Regions from separate parts of the Homo sapiens genome. Here region 1 is linked to region 2. Evidence: read pairs that join two places in POLR2A ChIA-PET (ENCODE). Cell type or tissue: GM12878. All regions are shown on one strand.

Region 1 (8,000 bases), 330 kb before region 2:
GGCCCCACCAACGCACCTGCTTTTGGTTTCAGTCTTTCTCTCTCAGCAGAATCAAAGTTTCCAGGGGAATCCCTCTTGCCTTCAGTGGATCGCCCCTCGAGGCAAGTAGCTTGAGTCACTCACCGCAGCACTGGGATGGTGGCCACAGGGCTGGTTGGCTGGGCCGTCTGGAAGGCGGTTTCCCTCTTCACGTCTGTCTAGAGGTGGTATCGTGCTCTGTGTGTCTCCTCGTGCCACCCACCCTCCCCATTCTCCTCCTAGTTGGATTGTTCTAAGCCACAGCTGTGACCATGCCATTCCCCTAGAGCCCACAGAGTGGCATCCAAACTTCCTAGCAGGGTATTCAGGGAACTTTTCCAGCCCACTGTGGCCACGCTGTGTGTCTTACACAATGGGGATGCCTTTGTTGTTTCCAGAGAACACTAGTCACTTTTGTATCTCTGTGCTTTTGCATAAGCTGTTTCTCTTGTCTAGATTTTTCTTCCCAATCTGGACTGCTTGGAACACTCTCTCCTCATTCTTTTCTTTAAAAAAGTATTTATTTAAAAAAATTGTGGTAAAATTAACGTAACATCAAATTTAACATTTGAATCATTTTTGAGTGTTCAGTCCAGTGGCGTTAAGTACATTCAGATCGCTGTGCAACCTTCACCACTATCCATCCACAGAACTTATCTTTCAAAACTACAGCTCCGTACCCCCTAAGCAATAACCCCCTAGTCCTCCATCCCTCCCCACCCCATGGCAACTACCATTCTACTTTCTGTCTCTATGAATTTGACTACCTTAAGTTACTTGTATGAGTGGAATCTTACAGTATTTATCTTTTTGTAACTTTTTCACTTAGCAAGTCTTAGAAGTTCATCCATGCTGTTGCATGTCAGAACTTCCTTCCTTTTTTAAAGCTTAATAACATTCCATTGAATGTAAATACCACATTTTGTTTATGTATCCATCCATTGATGGACACTCTGGTTGATTCCATCTCTGTTGGCTATTGTGACTTAATTTGTGGCCTAACATATGGTCTATCCTGGAGAATGTCCCATGTGTGCATAAGAAGAATGTGTATTCTGTTGTTGAGTGGAGTGGTCTGCGTATGTCTGTTAGATCTAGTTGTTTTCTTGGGTTGTTCAAGCCCTTTAGTTCCTCACCTGTTTTCTGTCTGGTTGTTCTATCCATTACTGAGAGTGGGATATTGAAGTTTCTGACTGTTATTGTATTATTTCTCCCTTCCATTGTGTCCATTTTGGCTCATGCATTTCAACAGTCTATTATTAGGTTTGTAAATGTTCCTCTTCATTCTTATAGACTCTCTTTGAATGCTGCCTCCTTTGATGCCCCCATCCTTGCCTCCTCCAGCCCTAGTCACTCTCCTCTGTGCTTTCACTGTAACTTGTACACACCTCTGTGTACCACATTCTGCTTTACTGAATAATTTACTGGTTGTCTTTCCAGTGAGTCTCAGAGGACACAGAATTTTGTCTTATATATGCTTGCACCTCTAGAATCTGGCACAGTTTTTGGCTCACAGTAAGTGTCCAGTGAACATTTGTTGAATAGACCTTTGTTATGGAATGCAATTGTGTTACTCATGTTCTTCCTGGGGTAAAAATAATTACAGTTGGAAATCCTCAGCATATCCTTGCCATAAGGATAAGGTAAAAGTGCTTATGGCCTCCAAGGTGCTTGTTCTTCTCCCTCATTTGATCCTTGTCACAACCCTATGAGGAGGTTGGGCAGGGGCTTGCAGATTCATTTTACAGACAAGAAAACTGAGGCTCAGAGAGGCAAGGTATCTTGATAAAGATGAAGATGGTAAGAGGCAGAGCTGGGACTTGAGCCAAGGCTAGTCTGGCTCCTGACCAGAACTCTTTTCTCTGTACCCGCTGCCCTTGTAAGCTCTGTTTGTGACTACCATGGCTGAGATCATGATCTCTGTACATGGGTAAGGTTGAAACTGGGACAAGTGGGAGCTGAGGTCTTTGCACTCTTTTCTTTTGCAGAATTTCAGGTTTGCCTTTGGAGGTGCTATAAGGAGTTCCAAGTGAATATGTGAGAAACACATCACTCTATCCATTGTAGGATGACGAACACTGAGTAACTTGCTCAATATGGCACAGGTAGGAGTTGGGGCTCCAGTCTGAGCTTCCTGGCCCTGAGCATAATGTACTCATCATTTGTTCTGACGTATCCTGGGCTGTCTTGGGATACTTCTGCCCAAGAAGGAGCTTTCCTTATTTTGAATTAAAATCTGCCCGTCGTGTCCACCCTGCCCCCTCCTACCTCTGTCCTCTGGAGCCCCACAGGGTGAATCTGCCCTCTCCACTCCTAACAACCCTCCAGGGATGTGGTGATATTGACAGCATTCCCCTGAGTTTCTTCTCAGGCTGAATGACCCCAGTGCCTTCAAGCTTCTCAGCTGCTTTTCCAGGGACTTGAAGTCCAGGACCCTCCCTATTGGGCCACCTCTTCCAGATGTACTCCCATTTGTCCATCAGCTGAGGCTGAGTGACAGGGAGGCACACACCTCACAGGGTGTTGCTGGGTTGGCAGGCAGAAAGACTGGAGGGGCTCTGATTGTGGCTTCTTTGAATAGATGCGCAACTGGCTGTCAGGAGGAGAGTGGAGGGGCAGGAGGAGGAGGAGAAGGAGGAGGAGTCAGCAGTGAGATGGAACAGAAATTGAGGGGCAGGGTTACCGTGGGCCTGCTTCTCTGGGAGGCTCCTGTTCAGATCAATCCACCTGGCCCTGTGCTGGTCACGGAGTGAGCCACTTGTAGGGAGAGTGTTGGACATTTACAGACCGTTCCCCTTATGTGTTTGGACATGGTGTTTTGCAGAGTCCATATTCTGGCCCTCTAGACTTTGGTTACCTGGAATTCTGTTTATAGCCCTTTTACCTCCTGCTCCAAGGATCTTCTAGAAATGGCCAGCTTTGCCAGCCCCTTGGTTGGTTTTGACAGAGCCAAGGGAAAACAAGAACAAGGAATGGCTAGCGAGGCTCCAGTAGGGCTTTTGGGTTTATTTTCACATAAGCTGATGATAGTAATTGCACTACCTTATAGGATTTTTGAAAGTAAAAAGGTGATGCATAAGTGCTTTGTGTAATGTGGCTCTGTAAAGGGCAGCTGCCCTTGGCCAGGTGCAGGGGCTCATTCCTGTAATCCCAGCACTTTGGGAGGCCAAGCCAGGCAGATCACTTAAGGTCAGGAGTTTGAGACCAACCTGGCCAACATGGTGAAAACCCACATTTATATTGCAAAAATACACACACACACAAAAATTAGCTGGGTGTGGTGGTGCACGCCTGTAATCCCAGCTACTTGGGAGGCTGAGGCATGAGAATAACTTGAACCAGGGAGGTGGAGGTTGCACTGAGTTTGCACCACTGCCCTCCAGCCTGGGTGATGGAACGAGACTCTGTCTCAAAAAAAAAAAAAAAAAAAAAAAAAAAGGCAACTGCTCTTATTTTTCATCCTGCTAGGGGCACCTGGTGGCTCCTAGAGATGTTCTCCTCATGGGACTTTGGGCTTCTGAGTGAGGTGTATCACTCTACGCTTTGAAAGCATTTTGTGGGTTAAGAACTGGATCAGACAGCGGGACTGGATTTCAGCCCTGCTCTAAGTTTTTGTGTGACCTTGGGCAAGCGCTTTCCTCTCTCGGTGCCTCCATTTTCTCTCCTGTGCCATGAGGAGTGTGGGTGAGAAGATCTTTGGGGTTCTTCGGCCCCTGAAGCTGGGGGATCTGGGTCATGGCAGGGTGTTACTTTCTGACGCTTTGACTCTTTCTGTGGGGAAGAGCATCTCCCACAACTTCGCCTGGTGCCAAGTTGGTCTGCTGCTTTTCTAGACAGGCCTCACTAGCCAGCACCTGCTGGAAGTGGGTCTGGAACTGGGAGTTCCAAGGCCAAGACTGCCTGTTCCCCTTTGCCTGAGGACAGGAGCTGGCACTGCTGCCTCCATGCTACATGCCCTGATGACACCCCCAGGAAAGGGACGCTGCCTGGATTGCTCTCAGGTTCTCTCCCTGCCTTCCCCAGGCAGCCTGAGCCCTGCCCTTAAGTCATGGGGAGAGTTCAGCATGTCCTCCTATGGCACGTGGCAAGACGGCAGTAAAACCCAAGCCCTCCTGGAAGGCAGGTGATCCTCACCAACTAGCCAGGCCTGACTCAAAGCCTCGCCTGCCAGCCCTCAAACCAGCTGTCCTCTGAGTTACTACACAGAAATCATTCTGCGAAGAATGGCTCAGGCAGTGGGAAGGGTCCCCTTACCAGCCCAAGCAGTGAGCATGTCCCTGGCTCTGGGGCCAAGGAGAGGAATGCAATATCAGCCTGGCACCAAAATGGCCTGAAAGAACAGCTGACTCTCAGTGGGGAAAGCTGAGACGAGGTCCTAAGTTGAAGGCTGGCCATCAGCCTCAGGACGGGGATTGCTGATGGTCTGACCCAGCGCCAGGGAGAGAGCTGGCTCAGACTTCTGAGGCCTAGCCCCTAATCCCACCCTTCACCAGACTGTGTGTGACCTTCACTCAGCTCCTGTCCCTTCCCTGAGCCTTGGCTTCCCCATCTGGGCTGAATGTGATGGTGTTTAGGGAACAAATTTTATGGTGTCATTACTTAAAATGTGGGAGCTCTATTTCTTCAGCCTTTAATAGAAGTGTTACTGTGAGGGGTACGTGTATTTCATGTAACTATCTGCTGGATTCCACGTCTTCCCTCTTCACCACAGTGCCCCTTCCTCACCGAATCCTAAGCTGAGCTAGTACCTACACCCTCGTTTTCTAGAAGGAAAATTACCTTCATTCTGGATTTTAGGAAATGATATGCTGGACTTTTCAGACTATAGTTGAAAGAGGTTTAGATTAACCAAGGAGATCTTATTTCTTGTTTCAGTTCTACCAGTGGAGTCTTGAGCTCTTGCCCCTCCTTGACTCAGTTTCCCTCAGAAGTATGAGCTGTTTGAGCCAGGTGATCTTGAAACTTCCTCCCAGTTTTGATTCAGGGTTTCTAGTTTTCCCTTGGAAATTTAACTCTGCCACCTCCCCCTGCGCCCCACCCCCAGCCTGTGTCTCACAAATGGGTTAAATGGGAACAATTGAGAAGTGAAACAACTTTGCTATAGACCAGCTCGGAAGGATAATGAAATTCTCAACTTCTGATATGGAAAACTGTTAGAAAAATGCAGCTCCTGCTCCACTTGTGAAAAATAAAAAAGAAAAATGGTGTTTAATGTCATCTGTCACCCACAGTGGTGAATTTTACAAGTGGTCATAAGCACATTCCCCTCCCCCAACACGCAGCAGGGGAGGAGGAGGTGTTGGGTAAGCAGGAGCTTTTGGAAAGTGCGTGTCCCCAAACGAAAGCCAGATATCGGGGCCAGGCCTTGCTGGGGTTACCTTCCCGGTGCAGCCATGATTTATTTCCCGCAGGTCTGGGGACCGTAAGAGGGGATTCCAGAAGCTTCATGTGAGCAGTGAGGACCCAGTATCTTGGGGCTGCCTGCCAGTAAGGCGACCTCGCTCAGTGCCTGTCGACACCGTCTGCTGATTGGGAGCTGGCCGCGGCCGCCCAGGCCCTCGTGGCCTCTGGGTCATGTGAGAGACTTGGCAGGAGCCGGTGCTCACTGAATCCGGTATTCGGGTGGAATCTGTGCCACGGAGCTGTCAGCGTGACGGTGTCAGCAGGTTCACCTGCCTGTGCCAGAGGAAGGGCCACACGCCAGGCAGCCTTCTGGGCCATCCTGTCATCCTGCTCTGCAGCTGACAGAGACACCCACAGTCGCATCACTCAGCCGTTTTGCTGACAGCCCGGATGTGCCTTTGAACAGCCTGCATTTAGGGTGCTGCGGGAGGAACCCTGCACTCCTGCTGCTGATGAGCTGGGCTCTGCACAGCGAGCAGGAAAGAAGGAGGAAGAGCTTTCTGGATGTCAAATCTCACGGGAAGATCCACAGAAAATTTGAGGAGTAAAAAGTAAACCAGTCAGCCGAGACTAGATCAAAGATTCCTCTGTGCCTGACTGCAGACCTGTGGTGACTGAAGAATGCTATCATTCCACAGCAAAAATGGAAAAACACAGCCAGGAGAATCAATCTCATAAACCTAATGTCACTTGAGGAAATGTTCTTTATTTTTAGATAAGGAATATTTTTGCAACTTTTTAATGTTGATTCTTTCTCTCTAGAAAACAATGGTGATGTTAGATGGTAGTTGGTTTTTGAACAGTACCCACTTGACAACCCTATGTACATCCTGTGTAGTTGAAAAAAAGTTTTACTGATTCATAAATTCCAAAAATCTAGGAACCATTGGACTCTCAGAGGACTCATGGAGAGTGACAGGAGAAAGGGCAGAAGGGCAAGGTTAGATGGTGGAAGGCCTTGCTCTAGAAGCTCTGTGATAGCAGGGAACCACACTATGGTAGCCCTGGGTTCTAGCACATGGGTTGGTAAACTTTTTCTACAAAGGGCCTGGTAGTAAATATTTGAGACTTTTGGACTGCACTGCCTTTGTGACAACTATTTTTGCCCTCTTGGCATGAAAACCTCCATAGACAATGATATGTAAATAAATATGTAAATGAAAAAGTGTAACTGAATTCCAATTAAACATTATTTATGTATGTATTTATTTTTGAGGCAGGGTCTCACACTGTCACCCAGGCAGGAGTGCAGTGCTGCCATCACGGCTCATTGCAGCCTCAGCCTCCTGGGCTCAAGTGCTCCTCCTGACTCATTTTCTAATTTTTTTATTTTTAGAGATGAGGTCTCACGATATTGCCCAGGCTGGTCTTGAACTCCTGGGCTCAAGTGATCCTCCCACCTCAGCCTCCTGAAATGCTGGGATTACAGGCATGAGCCACCAGGACTGGCAATAAAACTTTATTTATAAAAACAGGTGGTGGGCCTGATTCGGCCTAGGGGTTGTTGTTGGTTGACACCAGTCTAGCGCAACATCTAGTATCTAGTAGGTGTTCAGTAAGTATTTATTGAATTGATATGAATTGTTTCTAGCAGGCAAAGAGGAGACATTGGAGGTGTGTGAGATAGGATTTTAGAAAGATCGCTGTGGTAGACTGTGTAAGATGGATGGAGGAGGCATGAAACAGAGCCAAGGTGCTGGGTAAGGAGTTGTTACAATAGTCCAGGCTTGGGTGGTGAGGGCTCAGCCTGGAGCAGGGCAGGAGAGAAGAAGTGAAGGTGGGGAAGGGGCTGAGCCTATGTGATAGAGATGCATTTAAAGGAAAAAGGAGAAGCCACTCTGGCTGGAGTTGAAGCCCCATTCCTCAGGCTTTGTTTTCCATGCACCAAACCGTGCTTGAAGAACTCAGAGCCCTATTCTGTGTTAAAAAGACAGGCTCTTTCAAACCAGAATTCTGGCTTTCAAGACTGTTTTTGCCATGGATTTCAATAACTCACAAGTTGATTCTTTGCTTCCTATTTACATTTCAGCTGTGCCAGAGGCACAGAGGCAAGTCCTGAATGTCTTAGCCTCCTGATTTTGTTTTAGTAGGACAAGGACTGTGTGTTTAAAAAAATATGAGAATAAAAGTGTACTTCATACTTAAAAAAATATTTTCCTGGCTGGGCGCGGTGGCTCATGCCTGTAATCCCAGCACTTTGGGAGGCCACGGCAGGCAGATCACAAGGTCAGGAGTTCGAGACCAGCCTGGCCAATATGGTGAAACCGCATCTCTACTAAAAAAAAAAAAAAAAAAAATACAAAAATTAGCTGGGCGTGGTGGCGGGCGCCTGTAGTCCCAGCTACTCTGGAGGCTGAGGCAGGAGAATTGCTTGAACCCAGGAGGCAGAGGTTGCAGTGAGCCGAGATCGCACCACTGCACTCCAGCCTGGGTGACAGTACGAGACTCCATCTCAAAAAATAAATAAATAAATAAAAAATTTCCTGCCATATTTAGTTCTAATAAGAGGCATGAAGGCTTAGAAAGGCTGCTGCTCTTGGCAAAGGCACGATGAGTTGGTTTTGGACATCTGCAGTGAT
Region 2 (8,000 bases):
TCCTTTACTGTGGCATACAAAACCCTTCAAGAATTGGCTTCTATCAAACCTATAAATTAACACCAATGACTTCCCACCTAATCTATGGCAATTTCTGTTCATTATTCACCACACACACAGGACTCTTTGGTGCCTCTGAGTCTTTGTGTATGCTATTTCTTCTGCCTAGAATGTTTTTCTTCACCAGGAAAACCCTACTCTCAAGGCCAAGTTCACCATAGCTGCTTTGTGAAACCTTGTTGATCTCCCTAATTTCTTTCTCCTCTGCATTCCCATGGTACTTGCCTTATGTGCTGCATCAGAACCAGTAGTGTGTTAATCTATGATAACTCTTACATTGGTGCTATTGCTCACACCATCCTCTCAGCTCCATTATACTTGCAGTAACTGTGAATTAGACTTCTTTAATCCTCTCAACAGATGCAGAGGCTGTGTCCACAGGTCAGGTCAGATGACTCGCTGCATCCAAGTTGATAATAACAGCATAGGACTTGAATATTGGCCTTCAGATTCATGTGGCCTTTGAAGGGATGGGGCTGCCAGAGCAAGAAAGGACAGAAAGAGGCTGAGAGGCTAAAACTGAGGTCTCCAGTGATACAGTGAGCATATGTGAGACGAGAAAGGGCATTTTCATGAGAATTAGGATAGGCCATGAAGGTAAAAATCAGTACAGTTAAGGCATATAAGTTATACTTGTAAAGTAGAAGGTAGAATGGAATAAAAGGATGAGCACCAAAAAAAGTCAATGAATTCAAGAGAATAAATCCTACCTCTTACCAAGAAGGTCCAATATAGGAGACTAGTTTCTGTGGTCTCTAAAGTAAGAAACATATCCTATTTTTCTTTCATTTTGAGTTCCTAGAATACAGCCTGGCAACAAAAAGAGACTCAATATGTTGAATTAATGAATGAATGAAAGGATGTGTTACTAAGAAACACAATTAGTTTTTAGCTTTCTTACAACTATATCGTTTTAGCCACTTAGCCCTATTAGTCCAAGGTGACTGAACATTCATTTCTTTTGTATTTAATAATTTAGATCCTAAAATACTTTTGGGTTTGCTCAAAGCCCAAACAAAATATTAATTTGTTTGAACCAGTTAACATGTATTTAGGCAGTAAACTAGATTTGGAATGTGTTAGACAAGAGACACCTGCTCTATCTTTTGTAATATTCCTGACATTTAAGACATACACAACACCTGATTTGAAATATAAAAAAAAAAAAAAATCCTCATGCCAAAAAGTCACAGATCCAAAAACCTATACAACATGAAGCTTTGACTTGCCGTGAAGAGGTGGCTCTAATGAAGGTAAGACTAATGGAGCAAAAAAGACACTATTGGAAAACTCAAAGGCCCTTGAAACCATCCCATAGAACCCCAATGGCTGCCCACTTTTTAAGTCGATCCTATTATAGAAAGTCTGTTTTTGGAAGATTGGTCATTAGGCAAATAGGCATTCAGTGAATTTGTTTCCTCAAATTAATTCTTAGAGAACTGACCTTGGGCCATGGCTCTATATTGAGACTAGGCACTGTGTGCGGTTTCAAAGCCTGGCCTGTTGAGGCCATCAGTAATTCTTGACTGACCATGGTCCCAGGATATATATCAGGCAAAATACAGGTCTACATTCAGATACACTGATAAAAAGACAATGTTTGCAATAAGAATTGACTTAAAGAATGTGCCAAGAGGTGCCAATCATGGAAAGGACTAAGGGTCTTGCCCCAATTACTTCTCTCTGTGCCCCTTGTATGTTTTATCTTAGCCAGGGAAGGATGTGGACAGCAATTCCCATTAAAGAACCAGGGCTGGATCTCCCATTTGACAGTTCCCATATGCATTCACTCTGATGGACTTTGCCATCCCCTGACCCAAACCTCATTCATTCATTCAAAAAATATTTATCAAGTGTCTATACTCTGTTATAGGAGCTTGGAGATGCACTGGTGAACAAGACAAGCAAGGTCTGAGTTGTTACTAAGCTTACATTCTAGAAGGAGAAAACAGTAAGAAGGAAATATCAGTACCTAGAGAGGATGAAGCCCATGCAAGTCTTTGCTTCTGTAGTCCACAAGGTGTTTAGTCTTTATTCCATCATCTGGTGACACTAAACAAACACCTGCCATTAAACTAGACCAAACAGCAGACCTATTCAAACTCTCAGCAGTCCCTAGGAGAATTTGATTATAGGAAGTGGACCAGGAAGAATATCTCTATTTGGTCCAATTTCCAAATAGAAATTCGCAGTGTTTGATGAATAATGAATGTGAATAATTAATGCATCTGAGAAAGAAAAATTTCTTACCTGTCAGTTACTTATCTTGGAGATTACACATCCATCACTACTCCCCCGAGGGGCTAGACTCATCTCCATAGAAACTGGGGGCAATCTGAATGTTAATTATGCCTCAATGCCAGTTTTGCTGCTCAGAATGTGACTCACCAGAAGACCTTCTAGGACTTTGTTCTGAAAAGTAGAGAACTTAATTTATCTGACACATTTTTTAAAGCCCCAAATAAAGAAGTATCTTAATAAGCATAAGAAACTATCAAAAGTCTGGCTCTGTGTGTGCGCACATGTAGGAAAGTTACTGTGGTCTGAATGTCTGTGTTTCCCCCCAAATTCATGTGTTGAAACCTAATTCACAATGCAATAGTATTAAGACCTGGGGCTTTTGGGAAGTCATTAGGCCAGGAGGATGGAGTCCTCATGAATGAGATAGGTGCTCTTACAAAAGAGGCTTGAGGGAGATTGTTCACGCCTTCCACCATGTGAGGATGCAGCCAGAAGGCACTATCTGTGAGCCCTCACCAGTACCAAATCTGCTGACACCTTGATTTTGGACTTCCTAACCTCTAGAACTGTGAGCAATAAATTTCTGTTGTTTAAAAATTACTTAGTCTAAAGTATTTTGTTACAGCGCTCAAGCAGACTAAGACAAAAGGATTACACAGAAGCACATGCATCTTTTGGGAAAGAGATTGATGAGAAGAAATTCAGCTTTGATTTATTGGTAACATAAGTGCCAGCACCTAGAGAAATGACTAACATATTGTAGATGTTAACTGCATATTACTGTTATTTTTGAATGTTATGTGGAATGTTATTGAATGAACTACTAATTCTGTGCTGTGAGGATATAACAATTCTCATTTTTATGGCGACATTGTTCAAATGTCCCTTTTATATACATTCTACAAAATATCCTTTTTATATACATGACTTTATTTTTATATACATTATTTTATTTCATTTTATATACATCAAAAATGAGATAATAACATATTATTTGAAATAATAACATAATAATGAAATAGTAACAACCTAAAATACAGCTACAGGCCCACAATACCTTGTTCATAATTTTTTTCTAAAACTCTGAAAACCAAAAGTTCTGGGAAAACTCATGTAATGACAAAGCCTCTTCATAGTCTTTGTCCCATTTACTTGACTATGATACATTTTGATGCAGAAATAGTAACGTGTTTCGTTTTGAAGGGCTTCCCAGGTCTTACTTGGTTTGTTTCAATTTATGCATCATATGCAACATATTACCTTTCTAAAATCTAAAAAATTCTGAATTCCAAAACACATCTATCTGCAAGAATTTTGGTTAGACTCACATTGTCATCCCAATTTTATAATTGGGGTCCTTTGGTTCAGAAAAACTAAGCAATTTACTCAAGATCATGGAGCTTTTTGGTTCATGGATTGAACCAAAGTTCTCTGATGCAAAATCTTTTTTCTTCTACTATACCAGCACTTCAATTAATCTGCAATTGAGCATTGAGATAATTGTCTGTCTTATGAACATAAAAGGGCTAACGTTGGTCAGAGACTGTGCAGATTTAGTCATTGCAGTGGAGGCTGAGGAAGAACAAATTGCACAGGGCCTGGGGATGGGGGTGGGGTAGGGAGGTCTCATGTGGAGAAACCTCTGCTACCTGAAGGAAATGATTTCTAAAACTTAATCTCATTCTCCAGTGCTAAAGTGCGGTACATGAAGTAGGAGCTGACCAATGATCATTCTGTAGACATCTTGTGAATAAATTAGACGTAGATGCGACCTAAGATAGTACTATAATGCCACATCTATTTTTTCTAATCATGGGTTTTTTATTTGAAGTTGAGTGTTACCAGATCTCTTTTGTGGGGAGAGAGTAAGAGACTAAATTATAAGGTTGGCACTTGTATCAGTCAGGAAAATATAGGTTATGCTGTAGTAACAAATAACCCACAAAGCTCTGTGGCTTAAAACAGTAAAGATTTATTTCTTTTTTATGTAACATCCCTATCACAAGAAATTAGGGGAGGCTCCACTCATTGTAGCCACTCTGGGACTTGGGATGACAATGCAGCCACAATCTCACATATGGTTAGCTACACAACAGAAGGAAAGAGAATCAATAGCTTGCCCTGGCTCATTAAGGATCTGCCTGAGAGTGATACATTGTCACTTCCACTCAGTACAGTTCATTAGTCAAAATGAGTAATTGAGCCACACCTAACAGCAAGTGGGCAGGAAATACAAAATTCATGAATACTGAGATTTTCAATAAATTGGTCTGTCCAATAAATATTTCCTTGAGTGTCTGCTAGTGCCCAGCCCTGTTCTATGCACTAGAGATTAAAAATTGTGTTAAATGCCATGAAGAGAAAGAAAGCAGGATAAGGGGAATTGAGTGACAGGGCTGGGGAGGGAGAGGAGAAAACAAGGCCAGGGAAGAATTCTCTAAAGCAGAGACCCAGAAGAAAACAGAAGGAAGAGGCTGGGTAAGGGAGATTCTGCCTTTAAGGCAGAAACAAGACATCATGAACCCAAATCTCAGGAAAATCCAGAATGATTCTCAAAATAGAGACAGAGAGGTGAAACATCAACCAGTATGTACTGGTGGGGCTGAAACAGCCCAGCTCCTTTTCTTCCAGCCTTGTAAGACACGTCCCACTTCCTTCTTTTTCTGACTAAAACAACACATGTGACAGAACACTTCCTTTTTCCCCATGGTTAAGCAGCATGCAAAGGAGCTTTACTTCAGGAGAGAATGGCAATGGGCAATTGTTTGGTAAACAAATGATCCCCCATTTATTGAGCAAAATCTGTATTTCAGGTGTCTTAGTTGTTTTACATACTTTATTTCATTGAGTAGGGTTGTTGTAAAAAGGATAAATTATATAGGATTATTATTACCATTTTATAGATGAAAATATATGAAGAGAGGTAACTAACTTTCTGGGGTGGGGGTGAAACAGATATTTCATGGAAAAGGTAGACTCTGGCTCCCAAGCCTGTGCTCTCAATTACTATGAAACATAGCAAACTGTAGCCTTTTTGAAAGAAAAATTTGAGAAAATCCACATGTTCACCTGAATTGTTTCATAATTTAAAGATAGAATTGCCGCTATCACAGGAAGAAGGAACATTATCTAGACCTCTTTGCTAGATTATTCCTTTTCTGGAATAATAATAATTATTACTATAATTAATAATTATTATTTAGTATTATTCCTCTCCTGGAATAATAATCAGATTGAATTTATTTGCTTCCCATATTAATTATTTTTATTAATATATTTTCCTAGTATTAATTATTACTTAATAAATGTAAATTTTTGAGAGTGAGAATGTTTCAAAATGTGGGATCAATGGTAAAAATCAGATTGAATTTATTTGCTTCCCACCGCTAGAAAGTAAGCTCCACGAGTGTCCACTTTTTTCTCACTTTTATTCTCATGCCTTCCACCATAGAAAAGCACTTTACATACAATTAGTAATTATAAATGAATGGTTAGAATGAATGAATGAATGAATGAGTGAATGAGTGAATGAATGAATAGGATAATTCAGGAAAAGTTCTCTTACTTGAGCAGGAGATCTTAATCTGGGGTACATTAATGGACTTGGGGGTCTCTTTCAATGCCTTGAAATTACATGCAGTTTTGTGGGGAGAAGAGTGTGTTTGTGCATGTCATCAGATTTTCAAAGAAGGCAATAATCCACAAGAGTTAAAACCACTCTGTGTGGCATATTCATACAATGGAATATTATTCAGCTCTAAAAAGAAATAAAGTTCTATACATGCTACAACATGGATGAAGGTTGGAAACATTATGCTAAGGGAAAGAAGTCAGACACAAAAGACCCACATTCTGTATGATTCCACTAATATGAAATGCTCAGAAAAGGAAAATCCATAGACACACAAAGTCAACTGGCGGTTTGCCAGAGGCTAGAGGGGGAGTAGAGGGTAGAATGAGGAGCAATTGCTTAATAGGTATAGGATTTTATTTGGGGTGACGAAAATATTCTGGAACTAGATAGTGGTAATGGTTGCATAACACTGTGACTATATTAATAGCCCTGCATTTTACATCTTAAAATGGTAAGTTTAATGTGAATTTTACCACAAAGTTAATAATAATAAGAAAAAAATTAGTTTATGAATAAAGGAAAGAAGCAGAGTCAAATTATTTCATACATCTAACAGGATGGATGGTGGAATATGAGTCTGAGAAGTTGTCAGTTACAATCTAATATTCTAATAATATTTGGAATGAGAATATTTACAACACTAGGAGTAACAACTTTCATTTGTTTCAGGTTTTGCAGTTTTGAACAACTTTCCAAATGCATTATTTAATTTAACTGTTAGAAAAAAACTTGTGAGATAGCCAGGGTACATACAATTTCCTGATTATCTCTACTTTAAAAATGAGAATGATGAGGCTGAGAGAAGTTAAGTCATTTTCCTAAAGTCACATAGCTACCAAATGGTAAAATGAAACTCTAAACCCAGGTCTGCCTGTGCTTTTGACAATTTGGTTCCTCCAGCTCTTTTCAACCTTCCACATCTTTCCAGAAATCACAAGTGTTCCTGTGGTCGGCCTCCCCACCCAGGTGAGAGAAAATGTCACGTGTCTTCTCTTATGTCTGGAATGACATCATCTCAATGTGGTCACACTGGGTACCTCACTGTTATCAGAACTTCTGACTAGAAATTATAGAAATCTATGGTCAATGAAAATACTAGGAAAAGCTGCGTTTTTCTAATGTTAATTATTACTTAAGCAGTGTTTTTCCTAGTATTAATTTTTACTTAATAAATGTAAATTTTTGAGAGTGAGAATGTTTCAAAATGTGGGATCAATGGTAAAAAAAAAAAAAAAGTTTTTAAAGCTAGTGAATGAAACTACAGATCTTGTCCAACTTCCTCATCTTACCAATGAGAAAAATTGGCACAAAGAGGTTAGTGGCTTATCTGAGATGACACAGAGAGTTAGTGTCAGAGGTAAGAATGAAACTCAAGGCTTTTAAATGCTCAATAAAAGCACAAGGTAGCCAGCCTTCCAACAGAGTACCTCAGAAGAGATCATTTAGTCTGTGTATTTAGCAGTCCAAGAATAAGCTGACGTTTACTGTGAACACAGAAAGAATTAGGGATTCAGTGGTAATAAATGACCTAAATGTTTAAAATTGGCCTCAAATGAATCCATTTTCTACCTCTTGTTGTTTCCACTGTGCTGAAGCACAATGACGTAGTGACTTTATAATTTTAGCCAGGAGTGGCCAATTATCCAGAACTTGCCAGTCCTATTTTGTAAACACAGTTGGTAGCTGGGTGAATAATGCAGGGTTGTAGTGTCATTTTCAGGCACGGAGATACAGCCTTAGAGATCTTCCAGGCTGGGTTTCCCCAACCACAGTCAGCTGACTGCCAGGGAGGAATGTTTACTGCCCTGGGCAGGTGGGCAACTCCACCTTCCTCCTCAGAGAGACACTTTTGCTTGGCTCCCCTCCCCTCTGAGGTAGGGTGGAGGTGTGCAATCAATGTTTCCAAGAAACAGCATTAGCCATCTTGGGGGAGAAATGGGGGAGAATACTCAAAAGAAGACCTGTTAGAACAAAATTAATTTAGCAAAGCTCCTCAGTGTCTGCTTTGAGCTGGAAGGAAGATGTTCAAAATCATGTAAATTAAACCTTCACTCCCCCCATGAAG

The links. ChIA-PET counts read pairs that join two places held together with the same protein. Peaks named below come from ENCODE experiments on the same cell type or tissue, not always from the same donor. Only the 100,000 strongest peaks of a DNase experiment are listed, where the experiment ranks them.
Region 1: POLR2A ChIA-PET joins it to region 2 with 9 read pairs; 1 of 35 experiments calls an interaction of 5 or more read pairs at or near these places.

What each region holds. Positions count from the first base shown.
Region 1 is chr9:99,253,997-99,261,996 of GRCh38, forward strand. No RefSeq gene overlaps it. Among named protein-coding and RNA genes, the nearest start is that of SEC61B, 36 kb to the left of the region's middle. RefSeq lists enhancers at 1-192, 323-382, 5,892-5,941. In GM12878, a CTCF peak has its summit at 283; a DNase peak (open chromatin) is centred at 45; H3K4me3 peaks cover 268 bases; H3K27ac peaks cover 1,200 bases.
Region 2 is chr9:99,586,115-99,594,114 of GRCh38, forward strand. LOC101928438 (a long non-coding RNA gene) reads right to left here. Exons shown (of 7, transcript NR_109802.1): 5 at 2,311-2,472; 6 at 771-870; 7 at 1-536. Among named protein-coding and RNA genes, the nearest start is that of NAMA, 210 kb to the left of the region's middle. In GM12878, no CTCF peak of the experiment used is centred here; DNase peaks (open chromatin) are centred at 4,993 and 7,316; H3K27ac peaks cover 289 bases.